2 separate regions of the Homo sapiens genome follow, and region 2 is linked to region 1. Evidence: chromatin loops called from intact Hi-C (ENCODE). Cell type or tissue: heart right ventricle. All regions are shown on one strand. Each heading gives the region's core, and the rest is flanking DNA. Links, peaks and the distances in the headings are about the cores only. Region 1 overlaps DTNA (dystrobrevin alpha). Region 2 has its middle 110 kb from the start of DTNA.

Region 1 (12,519 bases), core at 2,854-10,853:
TTAACTGAAGAATTTCTCAAAATATAAATATCACGAAGACAATAATGCACACTGGAAAAACTGAGCAGGAACGATTCTGTTAACACTCTAAGTTGCAAAGTGACAGCTGGTAGCTTTTGTGAATTGCAAAATAACATTAGCCTGGCTGGAACATCTCCACTGCGGGGGTAAATACTTCCAGGCATTGGCCAGACAATGAGACTAAGTAAAACCTTCTGAGAATCTCAAAATGTGATTGCTGAAAGGTCAGGTTAGCAATTTTCCTTTTTAATATTCAAAACAAGCAGTGGAAGTGGAGGGGGTGGTACTACGTCCAGGTTGGAGGCTATTGGCAAAAAGCCCTCTTGAAATTGTAGGCTGAGAATGTAATTCAGGGGAATCCACATATACCTTGGTAAAGAAACCTTTGTTGAACACCTAAGTCCCCACTCGGCCACTAACATGCTGCGAGACACCAAACAAGTGACAATTTCTTTGTGCTTCATTTCCTTCATCTGTAAAATGAGATATGTGGACGAACAGCCTTTAAGATCTCAGCCAGCCCTGAAATTCTCTGATTCTAAAAGGGAAAATTATACAAAAATGAAGCTGAGCTTCAGTTGTGGTCTGTGGACAGCATCCCCTTATTTTATGATCGAAACACTTAAATTGACCAGTCCATTTAACGCAAGTCATAGTTACTTTGACTGGGATAGTCAAGAAACCCTTTTCAATTTCTTTCTTGTTTGCTGTAGGGCCTTGTTAGGACACCTCAGAAACACTGTCTTAAACAATTTGCAAAGAAGAGAGTTAAAAAGATCCTCCCACTTCACGCTTCATTAAATCGCACCACAGGCAATCCTCTCAAGCATCCACAGCTTCCAGGAAGCATGGGATGAGATAACTAAAGGTCAGCACATAAAATACAATTGTCCTCAAGTTCCTCTGGCACCATTTTACTCTCTAGTCTTTTTCACAGGATTTAAAATTTATATTAAACACATGGAGACTTTACTGACATAAGCATCCACTGTAAGAAAAAAGAGAGTAAAAAAAAAAAGAGAGAGATATAAAATTGTTTGGGAAAAAGACCAAGTAAGACAGGAAGTGAAAGCCAAACATGTAGAGAGGAACAGACATTCAGAGGGTGCTTACGGATCAAACGCTGCAAGCAGGAAGTTAAGGAGGAGGCTGATGGACTGCTCCACATGGATTTGGTGAGTGGTTGGCATCCGTTTGTTGAGCTGGTAAAAAATAGTGGAGAGCACAGCCTCTAAGCGGGACACGTTGAGTTCAGTGTTTGGGTCCAGGTTGTTCAGAGCATTTTCCCGCAATGCTTCTATGACATTCCATATGTCCACCAGGTGCACTACAATTAAAGCAGAGTTAACACATCAGCCCAAAGTAATGGAAGGCAAATACATCAGTTTACATGACCCTCTGTCCTGTTTTTTTCTAGGTATCTCACATGTGTGCAGCTGTTGCAGGGGGTCAACATAAGTAAATGAACATAGGCTGTGCATTATCTCTAAGACTTGATGTGCATTACATAATAGCAAGCAAATGATTTACTGACCACCACAATAGATAGTTATTTCCAATCTTCACAATCACTCTTGAAATACAGCTATTATCCCTGTGTTACACATAAGATAACTGAGGATCTGGAAACTGAACTGACAAATGCAAAAGTAGAAGAGGAGTCAATGGCAAGACTAGCATTCAGATCCAAGTCTATCGGTTTAAAAGTTATTTCCCCATTGCACACCCTGCCCCCTCAAAAAGAAAAGGCCAACATTTAAATTCTAGTGTTTGAAAGGATGTCCAAATTATATTTGAGTATTTAAAATGTTTTCATTTATTTATGTGTTTTTTAGTAGTATGCTGTTGGAAACAAGAAAAAAAAAGAAAGTTAAGGTAGGCAGGAAGACAAGGTAAAAAGGAAAAGTTATGTATACACTGCAGCAGCAGCAGAACTAAGTCACACATCACTGAACTAGGCTGGTCAAGAACAAGAAGTTTCTTGGCTACATTATTACCAGCTGATTTAAGTCATGGTTACTTTCACTAGGGTAGTCAAGAAAGCTGTTTCTGTTTTCTTCCCTATTTGCCCTGAGGTCTTGTTATGAGATCCCAGAAACCATGATCACGACCAAGATAAAGAACACGTCCTCACCCTCAAAAGTTTTCTCATGCTCCTCTGCAATCCATCCTCATTCCCTGTTCCAGGCAACTATTGATTTGCTTTCTGTTGCAAACTTCAGTTCTTAATAACTGTAAGTATATGGTAAACACTCTTTTTTGGGTCTGGATTCTTTTACTTAGTGTTAACTGTTTTGAAATTCATACATGTATTGCTGAAAGTATCAATAGTTTTCTCTTTTTTATTGCTGAGTAGTATTCCATTATATGGATATATCACAATTTGGTTATCAACTCACTTGTTGATGAACATTTGGGTTGTTTTTCAGTTTTTGTTTATGAATAAAATTGCTATGAACAATCACGTACAAGTCTTTGTATAGATATGTGGCTTCCATTTCTCTTAGACAATGAGGGATTCAAAATATTAAAATCATTAAAAATATTAAGTAAATACTTAGAAATGAAAAGGCTGGGTTTCACAGTAAGTGTATGTTTAATTTTTAAAGAAAGTTCCAAAGTATTTTCCAAAAGTAGTTGAACCATCTTACATTCCCATCAGCAGTGTACGAGAGTTCCAGTTCCTCCACATCTTCACCATTTAAGGTTGACTTTTCATTATGCTTTTGCATTTGCAAATAAATATTTTGTTTATTCTCAATGAAATATAACAGTTTCCGTTTTTGAGAAATATGCACTGTATATATATTTTTTCACTAACAGCTCCCTATTTTTTTGTCTTCTACCTCATTGCTCTCTCCTGGCTATATACCTAATAAGCAAAACTAACATCAGCTTCTACTATGAATTGAGCTATGTGACTTTTTTCTTGACTTCTCTCTTACTTTTGCTTTTCAGAACAGATCTATGGTTTCTGACTTTTGGTATAGGAGAACTTGTCACCAATTTCTTCCATTATAATAACAAATGAGCCAACTAGCCAACAGTCTTTTGAAGTCAGACCCTTTTCCCAGGCTAGGTTTAACTGCAGGATCTGTAACCACAGAACCCTAAGAGAGAGAGAGCAATCTGTTCAGACATTCTTATTTTCAAATTAGGCATAAAGAAAAACAAAAACCTAAAGTATGGTTCTCATAACTAACTTTGTGTGCACATTGAGATCCAAGAGATGAGTAGATTATGCAAATCCTTAAACTAAAAAAAAAAAAACAACAGGTTACATAGAACCGTTACTGTGTCCTTTACTTGGATTTTTGCTGTTAATTTTAACAATTACTCAAAATAATGTTTTATGTTATGAAGGGAAGATACCTGTGCTCAAGGAGCACTGGACTTGGAGTCCAAAGACCTAGGTTGCAAATCTGGCTCTTCTACGACAAGTGCATGACCTCTAAGACTTAGAGTCTCACTTCCTTCATCTATGAAATGGGGCTGGCATTCCTAAAATGGAAAAATGCATAGAGTAAAAAGTGGTAGTTCCTGGTACCTAGCAGACAATGCATTATAGATGAACAAGTAAATAATGTGAGTCATGTCAAAAGAAAAATATATTGCAATATATCTCTGATTTGGAGCAGATGAGTACAAATCACATACCAACTAAAATAAATATTTATTAGTTTTGGAAAAATTCAGATTTAAGTGATTTCAAATTTGCAAGCTTTTCTGTATATCAAGAATTAATCAACAAGGAAATTATTTGTATTTCTTGGTGTTATTTATCCAACTCTTCTATCTAGCAAGCAAAACACTCCCAGGGAAATGGCATTTATAAACTAAATTTATTTATTTATTTAAATTCTAGTTGGGAAGAGCTGGGATTCCTCTAATTACTCCCTATAGATTTGATCTGTGAATCTTCTGGATCTAGTCATCAGGATGTGTCTGGGTGCAGGATGCAAAGAAAGCAGTGCTGATGACATCCAGCCTGTCGTCCTGCTTGGTCCCTGTGACCTATCCTCACCTAGTTCCTGGTTGTGGATGATGTGGAACAGACATCTGGGGAGAGGAGCATGGACTGGGAACTTGAGCATGGGAGGGAGATGGGTATATGTCAAGAAAGCTAAATGGCTGTTGGCAAAGGGAGGGAATCTGGATGCTTAAATTTCTCTTGACGAGCCATTGTAAGGAATAGGAAACCCTTTTAGAATTCCCAGTGGTGGAATTATCCAGGCCCATGGGAGTGACCACAGGAGTGGCCCACATAAGGGTTCCCACATAGGCATGCCCATGTAAGGGTTCTTTGGGTACTTCAGCCTCAGGGTGAGCAGCCCATACTCATCTCTCCCCTTGCCGGCTCTGGGATTCCCTTCCTTGGTGAATGCCACCATCCTCCCGCTGCCTATTCTCCCTCCAGGGAGATTTACTTTCTGGGTTCTATCAATGACCTAGTCCTATGGACTGTATATCTCCTAAACATCACTGTAATCCCACCATTTCCATGAACCTTTATTGCCACCACCCAATTTCGTTACCCAATGCTATCACGCTTACTGTTTGGCTGAGTCAGTTCTTTTTTCATTCTTTCTGTACTCCCTTTCTACTCACTGCAGCCAGAGTGTGATTTCTAAACCGTAATTTGACATATCACTTGTATGCTGCTTAAAATTGTATGCTGCTTGGAGAATGGCGTGAAGCCGGGAGGCGGAGCTTGCAGTGAGCCAAGATTGCGCCACTGCACTCCAACCTGGGCAACAGAGCGAGACTCCGTCTCAAAAAAAAAAAAAAAAAAAAAATATATATATATATATATAGTATGCTGCTTAAAGTCCTTTAATAACTTCCCATTAATTTGAAATCTAAACAAGGATTGAAGTTTTTTTTCTTTCTTTTCTTTTTTCATCTAGCCCCTGTGTACTTCTCATCTACATCTCATCTACTATACCTTGGCGTCAACATTACTTCCTCAAGGATATCTTTCTGGGCTGGATCAGAAACCCTGTCTCCGGGTTTTATACCCCTTGCATGCACCACCTTAGAGCTCTGTCCTTCCCCATCACAGCATGTAGTGGGCACTCTTGTGTAGACCAACAGTTTGTCTGTTTCCCATTCTGCGTTGCATGTGGCACAGGACAAGGCTGTGTCTATTGTGATAACTGTTCACACCCCTAGTGCCCCTCACACTGCCTTACACATCCTTACACATAGGAACTTGGTAAATGTCTTTTGACTAAATGAGAGAATGACAAAGAAATGACTCAACAGTGAAACAGGGTTTTCTAAGGATGCATTTGCTTTCTAAAATGCAATAAGGCATAGTCATGAAGAATCACAGAGACACTGGTTTGAATCCTAGGTATACTGTCAGTCTAATTAACTTCTCTGAATCTTCATGTTAGAAAAGTGGAACTGAAAATAGCATCTACTTTCGGATGATTACTATGACAGCTGAATAAAATAATGCCTGTAAAACACTTGGAATAGGGCATGTCATGTAGGAGACAATAGTTGTTTATTATTATAATCAAATACCTAGAAATTATATGAAAGTTATTAAACATAAATATGCTGCATTTATGTGCTTACATATTGAAGGTCCTAATATAAGGAACGTAAAAGAAAAATATTTCATGAAAAATAAAATAATTCTGGCTAACTGTGAGAATAGATAATTAAAAATGATTTAAGTAAAACTAGTTTTCATAATTATATGCAAACACTATGGTAGATTGTGAGGACTCAATACAAACAATATAGATGTGGTTCCTGCCTATGGGAGCTAACAGTCTGGTGGGAATACAGACATGACTCACACAATCACACAAACGGGTGATCAGAAATAGTGACATACTGTGACATATAGCATGCTAGGTATAAAATGGGATTACGATATGGTCTTGATTGGGCCAGAACAAGATAAGGTTGCAGGAGCACCATAACTACAATAAGGATTTGGCTCTTTATGCTGAGTATGAAGACATGGGTTTTAAGTAGGACAGCAACATGATCAGGAATGCAGCTTAAAAATGTCATTTCTGACTTTAAGGGAAGAAAGGAGCGGAGACGGACAGGCACACAGTGGGAAGTAGTTGGAGCATATTGTTTTAGTTCCAGTAAGGGATGGTGGTATTTTTGTCTACAAGGTGGTACTATGCAGAAAAAACTGCAGTCACGCACATTGTACCCCTTATTTTCCAGTGGTGGCATAGTGGAAAGAATTCAGATTTTGCAGCCACAGAGATTAAGGTTTCATTCCTGGCTCTGGAAATAACTGCAAAACTGGGCAAATTTTATTAATAAAAATAAAATGTAATAATATTTTGTTTATACATTGTATTATTCCTTTTTTAAAATGAGGAAACGAATGCCATCCAGAGGCAGTTATAGTGAGATTAAAAGAGAACGTGTATTTACATAATAGATGATCAAGAAATGAGCTATTTGTGATAAAATAACTAAATACACTCTGATCTAAAGCCATACTATTCTACTACTAATTTATAAGATCTGTGAGTCCAAAACTAAATTTTAGCCAAGTATCCCAATTTCAATAAATTAATCAACCCATAATCTTGATGACGTATTATGTGGGTGAAGTAAAAGAATCACAAAGTGCATTGCAGCCACAAAAGCAGACACTTAGTTTTGTTGTCATAAATTTTGAGTTAGTGGAGTTTAAGTTGATTTTACCATATCGGGTCATTAGAAACCTGGTGAGGAGGCTATCTTTCACAAAGGTTTCATGGAAACTTTATTTCATTGGCGACTACCTTGGGAGGTGTAAGCATAGTGCAGAAGGTGCAGGAACCGGGGCAGTGGCTGGGGTCCCCTACTGACTGTCCCTATGACCTTGGGCAAGTCACTTAACTTCCTTAGGTTTCAGTTTCCTCGCCTGTAAAATGAGGACAATACTATTTTCTCTACTACATTGTTGTTTTGGGGGGGTCAAATGAGATACTTCACATAAAGCACTCCACATAGTGCTTATAATAAGCATTGTATAATAAGCATTCAGTATACATTAGTTATTGAGAAATTTAAGTAACATAAGCCTTTTGTTTATTTAAATAGTGACACTGAGAAATGCTAAGTTGAGATTCATTAAGAAGTTATTAAGAAGTTTGTTTTAAAAGTCTGACAGTTGTATAAATATGTTGCTTACTGCTGTGCTAGTTAAATCATTTTAGATGACATTTAGGTTGTGTAATAATGACTATGAACCACTAGATGGCACTGCGCGCATTTTACTAAATAGCTATCAAACCAGTCGTCCATTAATAGAGCACCTGCTACTAGGCACAGGAGATAGGAGGAATTCCCTCATCTATACAGTTGCATATATTTTACATTAATATACTAGGAAAGGCAACGGTTTGCATAACGAAATTCCTTAGTTAACAATAACCACATCGAGAATAGACAAAATGCATTCTTAACCTAATATTTAGTTCTTCATGGAATCTTAAAAGTAACGATAATAGTGTTGATTTCAGGCATTAATTATTAAGACCTAAGATTTGTCTTTACATACATAAATGGAAATAGACAAAGCTTCAATGGTTTTCTATAAATCCAGGCAATCTCAGGTAGAAAAGGGCTAGGTTCGGGTGTTGGGGGGAGAGTTGCAGATGGGTAAAGGAGAGTTTGTTTATCTCAAGAGATATTTTTAATGTGTTTTCTGACATCTTGCACTATTTTAATGGGAGATGGAGTCCTTCATTCACAGAGATGACTTAAATCCAAGCATCCGTAGGAAAAGTGCTAAAATGACAAACCTAGTTATATCTAGATAGAGATGGCTGATGTCATAAACTTTATTAGAAATAGTAGAATCATATAAGTTAGATAAAATATGGGGGAGAAAAATATCAAAAAGACAACTTCAAGATTTAGTCTATTTTATGATTTATCCAGGGCCAGCCTTTCTTGAATCCCTGAGGCTGGGTCCAAGTTTCTGAATCTAAGCATGATGTTCTTTTTCTAAAGCATTTGATGATCTCAAAATTCTCAAACCCAGACTCTACCACCTCCTGAGTCCAAAATATAAAAGAGTGGAAAAGGGTTTTGACAAAACTCTCCAGGTGATTCTGACAACCACTGATTATAAACTTTTAGAAGGTTTTCAAAGGGCTTGCAGCTGAGAAAGGTCAGTAGACAATTATAGTGACTTAGCTTTAGTCATTATGGAATAGTGATCCTTAACTGTGGCTTCACAATGGAATCACCTGCAAGGATGTAAAATGGATTCCTGGTGATACTGGTGGTCCAACATCACACTTGTAGTAACAAAACACAGGCTATTTAGAAATGCTGCATCTCTTAGGCTCCCACACAGACCTAGAAAATCGTAATCTGCATTTTAACAACATATCTAGGCAGTTTGTATTCACATTTAAGTATAAGAAGCGCTTCTTGAAGTCAGTAGTTCTCAGTCCTTTGGCATCAAGACAGCCTGAAATGTCTTCGTAGGTTGTGAGGTGTATTGCAAGAAGCTGATTACCATAAATTAATTTATGCAGTTTAACAGTGATTTGTATAAGGATATATATACATATTATTTTAGAAGGGTTTGAGGCTTAATCCCTAAGAAGGTCACTCATTGCATTATGATGTGCTTTAATTAGGAGAACAGGAAATTGTAGTTATGCTGGAAATTGGATATAATCTGTTGATCTGCTATTGGGAATACATATATCTTCTTGTGCGTAGACAGTGTTGTGTGTGGTTTTGTGTGTGTGTGTGTATATCCATGCGCATGCTCCCTCAATCTCCACCCTGCCCTCCGTGCTTAAAGTGAGGGTGACTGGTGTCTGAGGTTTCTGTTATGACTTGTTTTCCCCTCTTTGAGATATGCAGATATATGCAGGAATCCCCATAGCAACAAAGATAAATAGTTTCTCCTGAAAATGCATTCAGTTCTCCCCTCCCTAGATGTAAATTTCCTGACCTTCAGTGCAATATTCCCGGCATGAATTTCCATTGCAATTACACTCTTCAGAGTACAAGAACAAAGTTCAGGTAGTATTTCTGATTAGTTTACACACCGGGTTTGAAGTGCCATATTATGTTCTTTCATATAGCAGATTCTTAAAATACATTTGCTAGCTTGTAGAAAAGTTAATTATGGAGACTCATTCTTTTAGTTATCAAACAAAGTTCCAATGTCCTTAGAATGAACAGATGAACACGCATATAAGCATTGTCTTGTTCCTACGACAACTCTCAAATGGAAAGTTTCATTCAGTATTCTAAGCACCAAGTAGACTTTAAGAAAAAATTGCTTTTAAGGAGCTCACATGTGGGCCAGGCTTCACAGAACTGGGGTGTGAGGAGGTAGGGAGAGGAACTTAGCCCCTTGAGAATGTCAGGAGTGACACTAGGTTCCTGAGACTCATTACCCTAAGCTGCTCACTGGCTGCATTTTGTAGTCTTCCATCTTAGTCTTATAACTTCTCTCATACAATAAGTGTTTATTCAGTCCTTATTGTGTTGCAGTGCTGTTCTGGTTTCTAGAATTGGAGTGTACAAAATAGGTCCCTAATCACACAGAACTTACATGTGTGTCGGAGAGGGAGGAGATAGAGATATTAAATAAGTGCATTGAGCATGCAATAATAATCTATTTTCTCTCCTTTTAGATTTCAAAATATTCAATTGGCATATAAAAATTGTATATATTCAGAGGTATACAATGGGATTTGACATTTATATATACATACTATTTATATTCTCTTATAGAGAAACATGAACTGAGACACTGGGATTCAAGTGTTTCTTCATTTGTACAATGGGAATAATAATATCCTTTCTGATAGAGTTCTGAGGAACAGTGAAAATGTACATGGGAAAAGAGTAAAATATAAAGTACTATATAAATTTTAGGCATTATTCTTATTTTTGAGAGCAAACAGAGAGGCATTAAAATTTACTCTCATATTCAGGTAGAATTATAAAAATTTTCCACTCACAAAAATTCTTTCAATTCTTTGCCTCACTCTGTCTGGTATAAATATATTTGTCCCTTAATATGAGCTTTCTTCTATAACTTGAGGTTTGTTTTCCCTTTAGTGGATGAAATGATGTTATAAATCCATGAGAGACTGTATCACAGTGATTACGAGTTTAGTTCAATTTCAAATCAAATATTTCAGGGGCCGGTGTGGTGGCTCACGCCTATAATCCTGGCACTTTGGGAGGCTGAGGAGGGCGGATCATGAGGTCAGGAGATTGAGACCATCCTGGCTAACACGGTGAAACCCTGTCTCTACTAAAAATACAAAAATTAGCTGGGCGTGGTGGTGGGCGCCTATAGTCCCAGCTACTCGGGAGGCTGAGGCAGGAGAATGGTGTGAAACCGGGCCAAGATCGCACCACTGCACTCCAGCCTGGGCGACAGAGCAAGACTCCATCTCAAAAAAAAAAAAAAAAGAATATTTCAGTGTATCACTAGTTGCCATGCATCAATCATACATGCAGGCTGTAACATATGGAGAAAGATTGCCATATGCATATACACACAGAGTTGGGAAATGGAACAAGCAGCTAGATTCCATAATAGTTTCAAAGAAATTAAATCCAACCAGCATTTTTAAGGCTCTACAATGCATTATGGTTGATGTTATTGGTGATTTAACAAAATATGAGAGCCTGACTACAAAAAAGATTGTAAGTCTCATGGGGAAAGACACACTCAGATGACCTAACTGAAGATCACCACAAGACACTGTGTTATCCAAAGCCCACATCCACAGTGCAGATTAAAAAGAAAAGTGCTACAGGAGCTCAAAATACAGGAATGCTTTATGGGCTGGAAACTATGTAAAGATTTGGAAGAGGAGGTAAGGCTCAAGTTGATTCCTAAAACACAGCAGAAAGTGCATAGATGGGGATAAGGAGGGAAGGATATTCCAGGAAGAAGTGGGTTCAGTGAGCAATGGCACAGAGCAAAGAACGATGATGGTGCATTTAGATTTTATATTGACCTAGAACCAGAGAAATTTGTGTTGGAGCTTAGAGGAAAGCAGGGTCTATAACTATTCATTTATACTGCCCAGTATATAACACTCTTAATTTTTCAATGAGGGAATATCTTTGTTTTTATATTTTATTAAAGATTTGAATCTCCTAAAGTTAAATGTTTAATTTCATTTTCAGACTACTATGTGAGTTAATTCAGAGCCCCATCTAAAGCTAAGAGGTATGGTGGTGGAAACCCGGGCTGTTCTTTAGAGCCATAAGTGGGTCTCAAACTATCGAGTTTGAATCCATAGGTCTAGAGTGTGGCCAGGGCATCCCTAGGTATAATCAGCTTCTTAGATGATTTTGTTAGACAATAAAGTTTGAGAACCACTGCTATGGAGCACAACTTAAAGAATGGAGTTAGACAAGAGACAGGAAGAATAGAGATGCTCCTTTGATTCAGAGGAATTTCCTGGGAGCACTGTGGCCAAGAAAGCCAGGTGCAAATTACCTAGTTGTTAAGAGCTCTAAAATAAATAATTTATTTTTATGCCCTTGTTCAGGCCTCTTATCATGAGAAAATGGTATTTAAAAATCTTTTAGGGAAGAAGGACTCAATTAAATGGTATGCTTTTCCAGGGTCAATAGATACATTTTTATGTGATTACACTGAAGCTATCCGCCATCACCCACATTAACCAAACATTGAAATCAGAAAGAAAATGTTACTAAAGGCACAATCTTCAGATTTGTTTTCCATTAGTGAGCATGAGCTATACCTTTATAAAATGTGAACCCAAACAACAGCTGAGTAGCTCACTAGGCGTTTTTATGCTTCCAATCTCAACGTCTTTCTGGCTCTGAAAGCATGCTTTTATCTCCAAGGTAGTTCTCTTTGCTAAGGATCCTTAGAGAGAAGCATCATGTCTTACAGAGATAACATTTTAGTTTCACTTTAATTTCCTGGTTAAGATGATGTAATAAACCTTCATGAAAAGGTCTACAACATATTTTTGGTGTAAAATCAAATTGAATATCATGCCAATCTTCACAGGCCCTGGTAGTACATCCATTGCCTATTAGGAAAAGGTATTCAGTATTCCTTAAATTGTGTCTGCAGACCAGAATCGTTATTCAAAGTGAGGTATGAAAATTGTTGACTCAGTAGCTGTCACACTATAAATTAAATCTAAAAACATTCAATTGAACAAGGATTTATTAAGCCCATTATTTTTAAAGTATTATACCAAGGATTACAAAAATAATAAGAGAAGGTAAATGAAAAGACAGATCTGAATGATAACTAATTTCTCATTGCCAGTGTTTAACTTTATTCAGAATATTAATCACTTTAGAAGCAAGAAAATCTTGTATCTTATTTCTCCTGTGGACAGTCATTTTATAAAGGGCTTTTAGAGCTCACATCTTTAATGTGGTCTTATCATTCCCTACATTCTAGTGCCCTAATCTAGGCTTGTAAAAGCCTTCTACTTAGAAGCAAGCCTCCTACTCACCTCCACTTTCTGTCTCTTTCTGTCT
Region 2 (12,519 bases), core at 1,619-9,618, 190 kb after region 1:
TTACTCTGTCTACTGATTAAAGTGGGGGCTGAGGATTAGAATTGTATTCAATTTCCTTTTTCTCCATTTCTGTACTACATATGAGCAGTTCCTAGAGAGGAGAAAGCATTAAGATTTCACATTTACTTTCTGCATTCTGTAGGAATTGCCCCAACGGAGTCTCCTTACACTTCCCAAAACTGTTTATGGGCAGGACTCCCTGAGTGGTAAGTGTAAGGATAGGTAAAATCCTAGAATTCCATAGTGGTGGAGAAGCTGGACAGAAAAGGTCACAGACATGGAAATGGTAAAGATTTAGACAGCTGAAAAGTCTCAGTGGAGATAAGAGCCAAAAGATGTAAACAGGCAATAGACATTAGTATCAGATCGCAGGTGGCGTACATTTACCAAGTATGGACCTGTTCACAGATATATATGACTTTAAGTCTAAATCTGTGTTACTAAGGGAGTTTTAGGCTGCCTATTATCCAATAGTGTAGAAATTCCTCAGAGCTCTACATAAATATTCCAGTCCTTTCTCTTTCTAAGCACATGGTGAGGTAGGAGGAGGGACTTGACTCCAGACGCTGGGCTCAGACACTGGAAGGAGTTGAGGACTAGCTAAAACAGGGCCAGTATGGAAACAGCTTTCCATAAGACATGCTTAGCAGTATGCCATGTCAGTTCCCCATTGCTATGGCAACACCCAAAAGTTACAACCCCTTTCCATAGCAATGACCAGTGACCTAGAAGTTACCTTTCTCCTAAAAATTTCTGCATAAATCACCCCTTAATTTGCTTATAATTAAAGATATAAATATGACCACAAAACTGCCTCTCAGCTGCTACTCTGGACACTCTATGGGGTAGCCCTGCTCTGCAAGGAGCAGTACCTCTGCTGCTGCTGTACACTGCCACTTCAGTAAAAGTTGCTGTCTAACACCACTGGCTTGCCCTTGAATTCTTTCCTGCCCTAGGCAAAGCCAAAAACCCTCCTGGGCTAAGCCCCAGTACTGGGGCTCACCTGTTCTAGGCCAATGGTAGGATCATATTATACTTCCCATCCAACTGAAGTTAGGTGTGGCCACATGGCATGCTTTGGCTAAGGGAATGTGAGTATAAGGAAAATGGGTCATTTCCAGGTGAAAACAGCTGTGTAGAGAAGAACCTTCAGCTAATCTGTGGTGGCTAAATTGTATAAGTGAGAAGGAAACCTGGTTTCTATATGTCACTGAAATTGAGAGTTGTTTGTTACCTGAGGAAACCACCCATAGTATATCTGGAACACTTCATATGTCTACATCTTAGTTTTATCATATGTAAAATAAATGTCTCTTACCTACAAAATAACTTCAAACATTGGATGCATCTGGGAAGAATTGCTACATTTATCTGAGGTGTTAAATATCTTTTGGTTAGTAAACATGATTCTTCAAATATGTAGAAATGAACAATCTAAGACCTGGAAGTTCATATGCATTGGAAGATAAATTTCATTCAAAATTATATCTTGTAAAAAACTAATTAAGGCATCTGTATTCCTGAACTGTGATTAATTCAGTGAATTCATTGTTTCAGCATCTATAAATGTGTGAACTATCACACTATATAGGAATGAGTACAAAAAATAAACTGAGACTTAAAAAGAAAAATAATTAAAGTAACTCTATTGCTCTTTTTAAAATACTTAGAGGTTTACAAAACTTTCATGATTCAGAGTGTCTGAGTCATCTTTACATCATTTTTATTTTGCAAAAATGCCAAGTCCAGTTTTATTTATGCAAATAAATGTGTTTCTATTTTATATTAAGATTTAATTAAATATGTAATAAAAAATACACATTTGACTTAACTTTTTTTCAGAATTTATTCAGCTCTCTTTAAGCTCTTCTGTTACATAAGTATCTCCTAAACAAGAGATTTTTTAAGAATCTCAAGACTATCCTCTAACTTAGCTTTCTGAGAAGAAAATACTAGTTGTTGAGAAAGGCAAAATGACTTTTTAAATATGTGTGGAGATTAAGACAAATACATTTAAAATATCAATGAAAGATACATAAAGAAATTTGTTGGCTGGACACGGTGGCTCACACCTGTAATCCCAGCACTTTGGAAGGCTGAGGCAAGCAGATCGCTTGAGGTCAGGAGTTCGAATCAGCCTGGCCAACATGATGAAAGCCTGTCTCTACTAAAAATACAAAAAATTAGCTAGGCGTGGTGGCGGGTGCCTGTAATCCCAGCTACTTGGGAGGCTGCGGCAGGAGAATTGCTTGAACCCAGGAGGTAGAGGCTGCAGTGAGCTGACAGCTGTACTCTAGCCTGGGCGACAGAGCAAGACTTTGTCTCAAAAAAGAAACAACAAGAAAACAAAACAACGACAACCAAAAACAGGTAAAGTCATGATTTTCCTACATTGCTTCTGTAATAAGAAAAAGTAAAATGAAGGGATATGGAATTTTTCAGGTTTGAGGGTTTTGTTTTCCCTTTTCAACAACAAAAAAGAAAAAAATTGTTAATTAAATTCATTGTTTTAACATGATATCCTTCAGTACCAGTGTCCGGTGAAGGGGGTGAATAAGTAATTTCATTGTCTACACAGTTAGAACAAAAGGTAGGAGTTCAAATTATTGAATTAATGAGAAAAATGAGTTCAGCTGTTTGGAAGTTATGATTAGAAATCAGCCATTATTCAAGAGCTAGTTTAGAGTTCTTTTATAGATGAGGCAAAAAAGAAAGGCCAATATCATATTTTCATATTTTGCGATGAAGAATTCTGGGATCTCAAACACTGAGTTTGAACATTTCATTAAATTCAAAGATGTTTTCTGAAGATACATTTTCTGAAGATACATTCTGAAGCCCCACCCATACTGGGGCTTTTCTCTTTGTGAAGGTAGGAGTGTCCTGTATGAGAAATAATATAAGCCAAGTTTCTTATTTATCTAAATCTCAGAAGTTGGCGTATCAAAGCCTCACAATAAATGTGTAAAAAGTTTATAAGTGGTCCAAAGAGTATAAAATTAATTAAACATCCTTGGAATTAATAAGTTATATTTCCTCTTCCTCTGGTTCCCATCAACTATATTCAATGTTTAATAAACAAATACAGTTTTTCTTTGCTTAGCATAGGCTTTTAGAAAGATGATATTCAAATTGCACTTCAAGGCCTTAAATTTTTTTTTTGAGATGGAGTCTCGCTCTGTCACCCAGACTGGAGTGCAGTGGCGCGATCTCGGCTCACTGCAAGCTCCACCTCCCAGGTTCATGCCATTCTCCTGCCTCAGCCTCCCAAGTAGCTGGGACTACAGGTGCCCACCACCACACCTGGCTAATTTTTTTTTGTATTTTTAGTAGAGATGGGGTTTCACCGTGTTAGCCAGGATGGTCTCAATCTCCTGACCTCGTGATCCACCCGTCTCGGCCTCCCAAAGTGCTCAATTACAGGCGTGAACCAATGCGCCTGGCCAAGGCCTTAAAAATTTTAAGAAAAGTTTTCCACAAGCTTTCACAATATTGTATTACATAAACACTCAACTGCTTTCTTTGTAGCACCACACTGTGATTTGAAAACAACCCAGTGTTTTCTAATGGTTGAAATTGAGGTTGTATGCAATGAGATAATTTTCATTTAGTTGTGCCTCATTGACATTTTCCCATTGTGCTATTTAACATTCTGGACTAGATTTGTTGAAATATGTCAGTTTTCCCACTCTATGACTCTTTTGATTATGAATCTCTCTGATAATAAACAGCTGACTCACCATACTTAAATTTCTACTCTCTTGTTGTCACAATCAAGTTATACATCACATTTGGTAAAAAAAAAAAAAAGAAAGAAAGAAAATAGAGAATTCCCTTTCCCCAAGACAGTGACAACAGCCAAATAAACATGTTTTTACTGACTCCACTTGACATACAGGATTACTAATGATCATTATTCTAGACAAAGAGTCTAAGGTCAAAAGAAAAAATGATGTTTAGAATGGAAAAGAATATATTAACAAAACAAATTCCTCAGAAACAAACTTCTTCTGAATAGTCATCTGTTCATTTCTTAAACATTTTTTTGAGTGGTTCCTGTGTGTCAGTGACTGAGAATAAAAAAGCGAGTAAGACACAAGCCACAGCATTAGGGACTCCCAGAACAGTGGGTGAGCTATACACTTAAAAAGAAAGTACAGAAAGTACAGTGAAGGTGACTTATGAGGTCAACCCTAAAGGAAAAGTGGGGTTTTCCCACAAAGGAGAGAAGCAATAGGCATTCTGGGGGGGCGGGGGGCGGTGGGGAAAGGTAGACTAGCACAGAGCTAAAATAGTATACGGCATATTGTGGAGGCAGCCATTGTATGTGATTGAAGTGTTGGTGATAACCAGTGAAGCAGTGGAGTCAATGTTTGAGAAACAGATCGAGGCTTTGTGATGGACCTTTTAAGACATACTAAGGACACTAAGCTTTATTTTGAAGGGAGTCATGAATCACTAAAGATTTTTAAGTAGGGGAGCAATTAATTGAAGTCTATAGTTTTTAGAAGATGGGTATGTTGGTTTCAGCAAGTGTGTATGTAGTGGCAGGGTGAGGGTGTGGATGGAGCTTAGAGACAGGAGAACAACTGGAAGACCATATAATAGCCAAGTTAAATGATGAAGACCTGAAGTAGAGCAACTGCAGAGAGAATGGAAAGCACGGGATTTAAGAAGATTTTTTAAATGTCTTAGTACTGGATATAGGCCAAGAGAAACCAGAAAGAGTCAAAATCAACTTCTGAGAGTGAAGGATGCTTGTGGGATGGATTAGAGGTTAAAGAAATTGCCAAGGAAAGGGGCCAGCTAGGGACAAATAATACTGCACAGCCATAAAAAAGAATGTGTTCATGTCCTTTGCAGGGACATGGATGAAGCTGGAAACCATCATTCCCAGCAAACTAACACAGGAACAGAAAACCGAACACCACACGTTCTCATTCATAAGTGGGAGTTGAACAATGAGAATATATGGGCACAGGGAGGGGAACATCACACACTGGGGCCTGTCAGGGAATTGGGGGCTAGGGGAGGGATAGCATTAGGAGAAATACGTGATGTAGATGACGGGTTGACGGGTGCAGCAAACCACCATGGCACATGTATCCCTATGTAACAAACCTGCACGTTCTGCACATGTATCCCACAACTTGCGTATAATTAAAAAAAAGAACTGTTAGGTGGTGTTGACAGCTCAAATAAAGTCAGAAAACATGAATCTTTCAATCAGCATGCATATGCAATTTTCTCCAAAAAGTTTGAATATATCAGGTCACAACTAAAAAATAAAATCAGAAAAGTTATCTGAAATCATTAATGATATCAGCAAACTTTGATATGTTCTCTAGAACGAAGAGTGTAAAAAGAAACAACTATAATAGCAGTAGGATGAATTTCCATTTCTGGTAACAGTAATGAGAGAATCTGGACTGATATACCCGATGTAATAAGATATTTGTATGTATTACCTGATGTAATAAAGATATTTGAGATATAAAAACAGTAAAGAGGCTGGGCATGGTAGCTCATGCCTGTAATCCCAGCACTTTGGGAAGCTGAGGCAGGTGGATCACTTGAGGCCAGGAGTTCGAGATGAGCCTGGCCAACATGTTGAAAACCCGACTCTACTAAAAATACAAAAATTAACCAAGCATGGTGGCATGTGCCTGTAATCCCAGCTACTTGGGAGGCCAAGGTACGAGAATCACTTGAACCCAAGAGGCAGAGGTTGCAGTGAGTGGAGATCAATCGCGTCATGTCACTGCACTCTAGCCTGGGCAACAGAATAAAACAAAACAAAACAAAACAAAAAACCAACCAACCAAACAAAAAACAGCAAAGAGCCTTTAGTAAGATGGTGAAGATTTGGCATATGAAAACTTAGGAGAAGATCAGAAATCAGAGAGGTGAGGTCACTTTTAAAAGCCCTTGGGCATATGACTATCAGGAAAAAAGATCTGAGAATCTAGCTTTACACTTCAAGTAGCTTTCTGTGCTTCATAGAAAAGTCAAAGTCCTTGGCCCTCAGGTGGGGCTTTAATTAACTAACCCAGCTTTATGCTGGTGTCATGAAAGGTCATACTCTCCTTTAGGGGAGGAGTGAACCTACCATTCCTCTCACTGATTTGCAGCCTTCTTGTCACAGAGGTGATTCAGGGAACATCAGGAGTTGTACTTTGTCTAAGATGATTCTGGTCTGATATCGCCCCCAGGTGCCTGGCAGAAGCAAACCAAAGTCTTCTCTGGAGGAAAACATTATCACTTAGATCTCAACTTACTCTTACGATCTTTAATTATAATGTAATTTTAAAAATACATTTCCAGCATAGAGTCAAAGATATCCAAGCAACCAAGAAATTAAGACACCATGAATGAGAACTAGCAGGAAGAGTAATAATAGAAACAAATCCAGTAACACTTGAGATACTATAATTATCAGAAATAGATTATAAAACTACACTTAGGATGTTCAAAAGAATAAAAGCTAAGATTGACAATTTTATACAAGAATTAGAAACTATAAAAGTGATATAATAGTAGCAGAGAAATATTTGTCTCTTTTTCTGTCAACACTATTTGGCCACATAGTTTAACATTCTTCATTTTAGAATTTTACATTTTGTGTTCTTTTTTGTGTTTTTTTTTGACACACTGAAAAAAAACCCAAATCCCACACTGGTAAGCCTAACATATTTTCATTTATTTTATAATTCAATAAAAAACATATTAGTTACATAAAAGGTATGCCTACATGTGTTACTGTGTGTACCTGAGTGTATGGTGAGCACCCAGGTGCATGCATTCACAAACTTCTTGGAAGCACCTGTGATTTCTGCCAGGTTCATTCTTATTGTCAACCATTCAGTACACAACTGGTAATACAATGTCACAAGGCACCCAGTATGACCACAGAAAATTTACAAAGTTAACACATGATTATGGGGAAATGAAAATTAATTGCAATTGCTTGCAACCTAAAGGGGTTAATTATAAGTATTACCCAAGGTTAACTATCATTTAACAAATTGTCTAAACTGTCACAAGGTCAGATATTTACACTGAAAAGCAAATATTACTGGGGGACTTAGTACATTGACTTTAAAACTCTCTTAAGTCAGATTCTTTCTTGAGTATAGGTCTTGCTTGACAAGAAAACGGGGGCGCTGAGTAGTCATATTCATCAGGGGTCTGGAGGGATAAGGAGGACTGAGAGGGAGGGAAAATTGGACAGAGAAAGGAGGAAAGGGGCATCAGAACTGAGCTCTGCCAACTTCACATTTGCTTGGCCTCACTAGATTACTCAGTAGTTGTAAAATCAAATGACTTTATCAATATAATGCCCATTTTTCATTTTAGAAGAGTGACACAGTGTATTACTTATTCTCATCAAAGTTGAATGAAAAATCCATAAGAAGCCCTTCATTGTTTGTACCTAGTTTAGCCAACTTAGTTCATTAGAATCTGGTCTATTTGACAAGACAAAAAACTGGCCAGTTACATTTAACAACTGTTCATCTGTGCACTCTGTAATAACAGCGTCAGCAGATTTATTTTCCCCATATAAAGTAGAATTTCCAATTCACACCATGTACTCTGTGACTATTATGGACAGTATTTATTCAGAAGGAATGCTGTGCAAGTTTGGAAGAGCTGTCTCTAAGAGCAGAGGGAGAGGTCATTTGACAAAACAAGAAACAAAACCTATACATGGGCAAAACATGAAGAGAACTAAAGTTTGTCATTCTTTTCAAGAAGAAGTTTGAAGTCCTAAAACAGTGCGACAATAGCAAAATCAGACAACTCTTCCTCTCCCTTGTCTTCTCTCAAGCTCTGTAAAATCAGAACGCCTCCATCCACTTAGCAAATTTCAGCTTTTTTTTTTTTCCTGAAGGAGGGGAACCTGCTTGGAATTAATGAGATAACACTAAAAAATAACTTCTATTAATTCTTCTCTTCCTGAAAAGTGCCTATTTTTTTTCTCAGTTGCTTTTTAAAAAGTAGAATATCTTCTAAAGGCTCCTTACGCAGTTTAAGCCACCTTTAGAGCACCTTTCCTCTCCTTTTTCCTTTTTTTGTTTCTCAAATTGGGAAGTGACTTAGTAACATGCAGGGGAAACTGAACTCCATCTCACAATAATATAGTTTCATCCAATGGCATAATAGACACAGTAGCATTCAGTCTGTGTTGTGACATAAAACTATTGAGATTGTAACTCAGTAAACTCATAGTGCTTAAGAGAAGAATAGAGGGAAAAACAAATAAGGATAAAGTCAAAACTGAAGTTACAGACTTGCAATGTAAATTTCAAAACTAAGCAAAAATCCTCTTTCTGCTGCACAAAATGTAAAATACCAAGTATCTTAAGAAAGGTAAGCAAGCTACAACACTGAAAAATCTTGACCTTTTCATTCACACAGATAAAAAGAAAAATTCAATATTAAGCATCCCAGAAAAGCGATGCACTTTAAAAACCAATCTTTTCACTTACCCTAGAACATGCACACCATGATCTCTTAAATCCTTTTAATTCCAGTACATCCAGAACATATGTGAATTCTAAGCATATTCATTTAAAGAACAAACTTGAACCAAATTGGTAATTACAACAGAGATCATAACAGAACTCTCTGAAATTCTAGGGAGAGCTATGAGTATGAAATCCAGCCTCTAGATCCTGGTGTGTACTGTGTCTATCTTTAACTTGAAAATGATTTGGTTTCACATTCCATTGAAGTCCCACTGGCAGATGCCTTTGGTAAGCTCGCCAATGGCAGGCTTTCATGCGCCCTCCCTCCCCGCTCCCTCTGACTGAGCTTCCGCTGTTACATCTAATGCTGATTTACTCAGCTGTCTTTTTACCTGTCTCTACGTGGGTAAAAGGAGATGCTTTCATTGACGGATATTACGGAAACACTTGGAAGCTGAACATCAGCCCGAGGACTCACTATGCTTCCCCTGCCATCCCCTCCCCCTACTCACTGCCAGAAACCAACTGACTTCCAAACTTGGCTGCCTGAAAAAGAATGTTCTCTGATTGGCATTCCTGGAAGCAGAAAGCAAGGCAGCTCAAGTTTTGTACTGTTACTCAGCATGAATAACTTCCCAGGTACACAAAATACAAATAGTAAATTTTTTTTCTTAACTTTGAGGAGGGCATTAAAAATATTTTCATTGTAGGACAGCATTTAAGTTTTAATGTCCACATGTAATTTTACAGAGGATGGCAATGGCTGTAGTAAGAAAGAGAAATGACAAATTTTTTGTTAAAAGTTGAATGAGTCTTAGTAAATGAGTTGGGATCCGTTAGAAGAGGAAATCATCATGCCGCCTGCTTGCCAGTGTTTTGGAGGGCAACTGTTCAATCTGTGCATTTTCTGTTAGAGAAAAACTTGTTGTAAGAATTGTGGAAAAACTGATTTCAACCAAACAGGAGAGAGTGCAAAAAACACTTCTATCTCCCCACTGAAACTTCTTTTTCAGGACTGTCTTGCAAAACTTGAGTGCGGACTGGAAAACAAAATGTGTGTGTGTGTGTGTGTGTGTGTGTGTGTGTGTGTGTTATACAAGTGTATATCTAAAAGAAGAGAAATTGAGTGAATGGAAACAAAGAAAAAGATACATTTCATCAAATAGAGACTGACATGAATTAACAACATGGGGTCCCTTTAAATCACCATTAATTAACTTGTGTTTAATATTTATTAATATTTAGTGGTCACTGGGGCCAAAAGATCTCCTGCCTCTGAAAATAACTAACCTCTTTATGTTCAAAACATGCAATTCTACAGACCACACAACTTCTTCAAAAGCCTAATGAAGGCTTTATAATTTTGGTAATTGGACACATCTCAACCCTAAGCATTTGGGGGTTTCCAAATTTCAGCTAGCTGTGGCTGCCAACTCTAGGCAACTGTCAGCTGGCTGGGCTCAGGGTGGTGGTGTGGCTGCAGCTGCTCCTTGGAACTTATGTGGACATCTCAAAAATATTCAACGGCAAAACGTAGATGCCAGAAAGCAAGCTTTCTGTTTTTGTTTGTTGATGGTTTTGAATCTTCTATTTTGGGTTATATTTTATCATATCTAGGGCAATACCATCTTAAGAAACCATGAGGGAAAACTTGATTAATTGGCATCATATTACTAGCCTATTTTAGTGATATTTTGATGCCCCATATAGATTGGTGGCTTACCAGCTTTTAGCCTTTTAGCCTAACTTTGTTACTAGATGTCTTTTAAAAAGATCAAAAGATAGAAACAGAGGAGTAAGAAACTTTCCTTATTTTTGTCCCCAAAGTTGACAGTTTCTTAGGGAAACTGCAGGCTCTATGTAATGCTGATAGACGGGCATTCTAATGACTTCACAAATAAATGGGAAGAAATAAAGCAATAGTCCAGAAAGTACACATTTCTGTCACTGTGTTTCTTTATCCCTCTGTCAAAAACACGCCTTCCCAAGGCTAATGGATGGTGCCAAAACACAAATGAACTAAGAAGGGTGGACAGACGTGCGGCCATCAATGGTTCACATTCAGCTGCTCTGTTCACCTCTGTTGTATCTCAGAGTGAGCACTAGCACATAACTGATACTCAAAAAATGGTTGTTGAAACTGAAGAACTGCTCATGTGCAAGTGTATATCTTAACCTATGGAAAATGGTTATTTGTTGGCCTACATCTTAGATAAATATGTTTTGTATTTGTCTTGGGAAAAATACGCTTCTTTTCAGGCAATTAACCAAAATATTATATAGAATGTATATTATGTACCAAGTACCTTTACTGAAGCCAAAAAATCATTATACATCTTATGTATGTATGTATGCATGTGTGTGATTCTAAATATTAACGTGGCAAATATTTGTTAAGAGCACTTCTACCAATCTTGGTGGCTTATAAGAAAAATAGAAAAAAAAATGAAATGTTTAGGTTTGCTAATATTTCCCAGTAATGAGTAAACTATAATAATTTTCCTTATCGAACTGTTACTGGCCACTCTTTATAGTGCAACATTCATCAGTCAGATATCTCCTAAGGTTCCCAACTTTATCTCTGCTGCTATTTCCATTTGTGCCAGTCTTAGAAATCTCAGAACACTCAACAACGGGAATAGGAACATTAGTCCAGATGCAAGTGTGAGTGAGTACAATCATTTTTTTCCTTCTTTTTCCCCCTAACCTTCACAAGGCAATTGATAAGATTTATAATGGCTAGAACTCAGTCTTTATCGTGAGTAAATGTTGTTTTCCTCTTTCATAAGCACTAATGTGAGAATTAGGATTAGATCAGAAAAACAGCTTCTAGGGCTTGCTTCCAAAGAAAACTGGGCATGTAACAGGCAAATCAGATACCCTTGATTTATCATGAACAAGAAGTTAATCTCTCCTCCATTCTCCAGAAATAGACTCTATTAGCACCGTTCTGTGGATGGCAAATGCTGGAGCATGGCTCCTTGCAGGGGTGACCAAGGTGTTCAAACACAGGCCTTAGCTGATCTGTGAGACATCCATGTGTATGAAGAACCTGGTCACTGAAAAGCAAACGACCTCTGTTATTTTTTTCCTCCCTAATAAATATCCTTAAGGGATTAGGACAGGCAGTATTCTCATGGTGATAGTTTTATAGCTAATATTTTTGTCATATCATTTATTTTTAAAAGCATATACTTTTTATGCAAAAATAATTTGGGGTATAATTGTGATTTTTGTTAAAAGAGAAAACATTAATACATCCAAGTCATTTAAAAGTAATTAAAATAGATACTGCCCAAGAAAAAGTAGAAAAACTTTACATAAACTGCATTAGAAAACAGGGGCTCTACAGACAAATATGGAAGATTCAAAGCAGCAGCATGCTATTTATTATCTTATTAAATGCCAATCAACTTAAAAATATACCCAGCAATCTCTTTTATGGGTATATACCCAAAGGAAATACATCAACTCCTAAAGGTATCTGTACTTCCATGCTCATTGCAGCATTATTCACAATAACCAAGATGTGGGAACAACCAAAGTGTTCAATGACAGAGGAATGAATACAGAAATTGTGATATACATATGCAGAATCTTATCCAGCCCCCAAAAAAGAGATCCTGCCATTTGCCATAACATGGATAAACTTAGAGGACATTATGCCAAGTGAAATAAGCCAGGCACAGAAAGACAAATCCTGCATGATCTCACTTATATGTGGAATCTTTTAAAAAATCAAATATATAGAAATAGAGTAAAGCAATAGTTACCAGGAGCAGGCAGAAATGGGAAGATATAGATCAAAAGGTACAAAAAGAGAGTTATATAGTTAAGCGTAGAGATTTAGCATATAGAACAAAGACTACAGTTAATAATATTGTATTGTATACCGGTAATTTGCCAAGGGGGTAGATTATGAGGTACTTTTTTTTCGTTTTGTTTTGTTTTGAGACAGAGTCTGGATCTGTTGCTCAGGCTGGAGTACAGTGGCACAATCTCGGCTCACTGCAAGCTCTGCCTTGTGGGTTCATGCCATTCTCCTGCCTCA

Evidence for each region. Hi-C counts contacts between places; a loop is a spot of excess contacts. Peaks named below come from ENCODE experiments on the same cell type or tissue, not always from the same donor. Only the 100,000 strongest peaks of a DNase experiment are listed, where the experiment ranks them.
Region 2: a loop joins it to region 1, with 3 times the contacts of the local background. A loop is called at or near these places in 45 of 110 quality-filtered maps.

Annotation. Positions count from the first base shown.
Region 1 is chr18:34,782,866-34,795,384 of GRCh38, reverse strand. It overlaps DTNA (dystrobrevin alpha), which reads right to left. Exons shown (of 23, transcript NM_001386795.1): 4 at 1,135-1,348. Among named protein-coding and RNA genes, the nearest start is that of DTNA-AS1, 21 kb to the right of the region's middle. In heart right ventricle, for the core only: CTCF peaks have their summits at 7,029 and 7,233 (motif pointing right); no DNase peak of the experiment used is centred there.
Region 2 is chr18:34,589,509-34,602,027 of GRCh38, reverse strand. It overlaps a transcript of DTNA not described here. Among named protein-coding and RNA genes, the nearest start is that of DTNA, 110 kb to the left of the region's middle. In heart right ventricle, for the core only: a CTCF peak has its summit at 6,224 (motif pointing left); a DNase peak (open chromatin) is centred at 8,887; H3K4me3 peaks cover 3,773 bases; H3K27ac peaks cover 4,419 bases.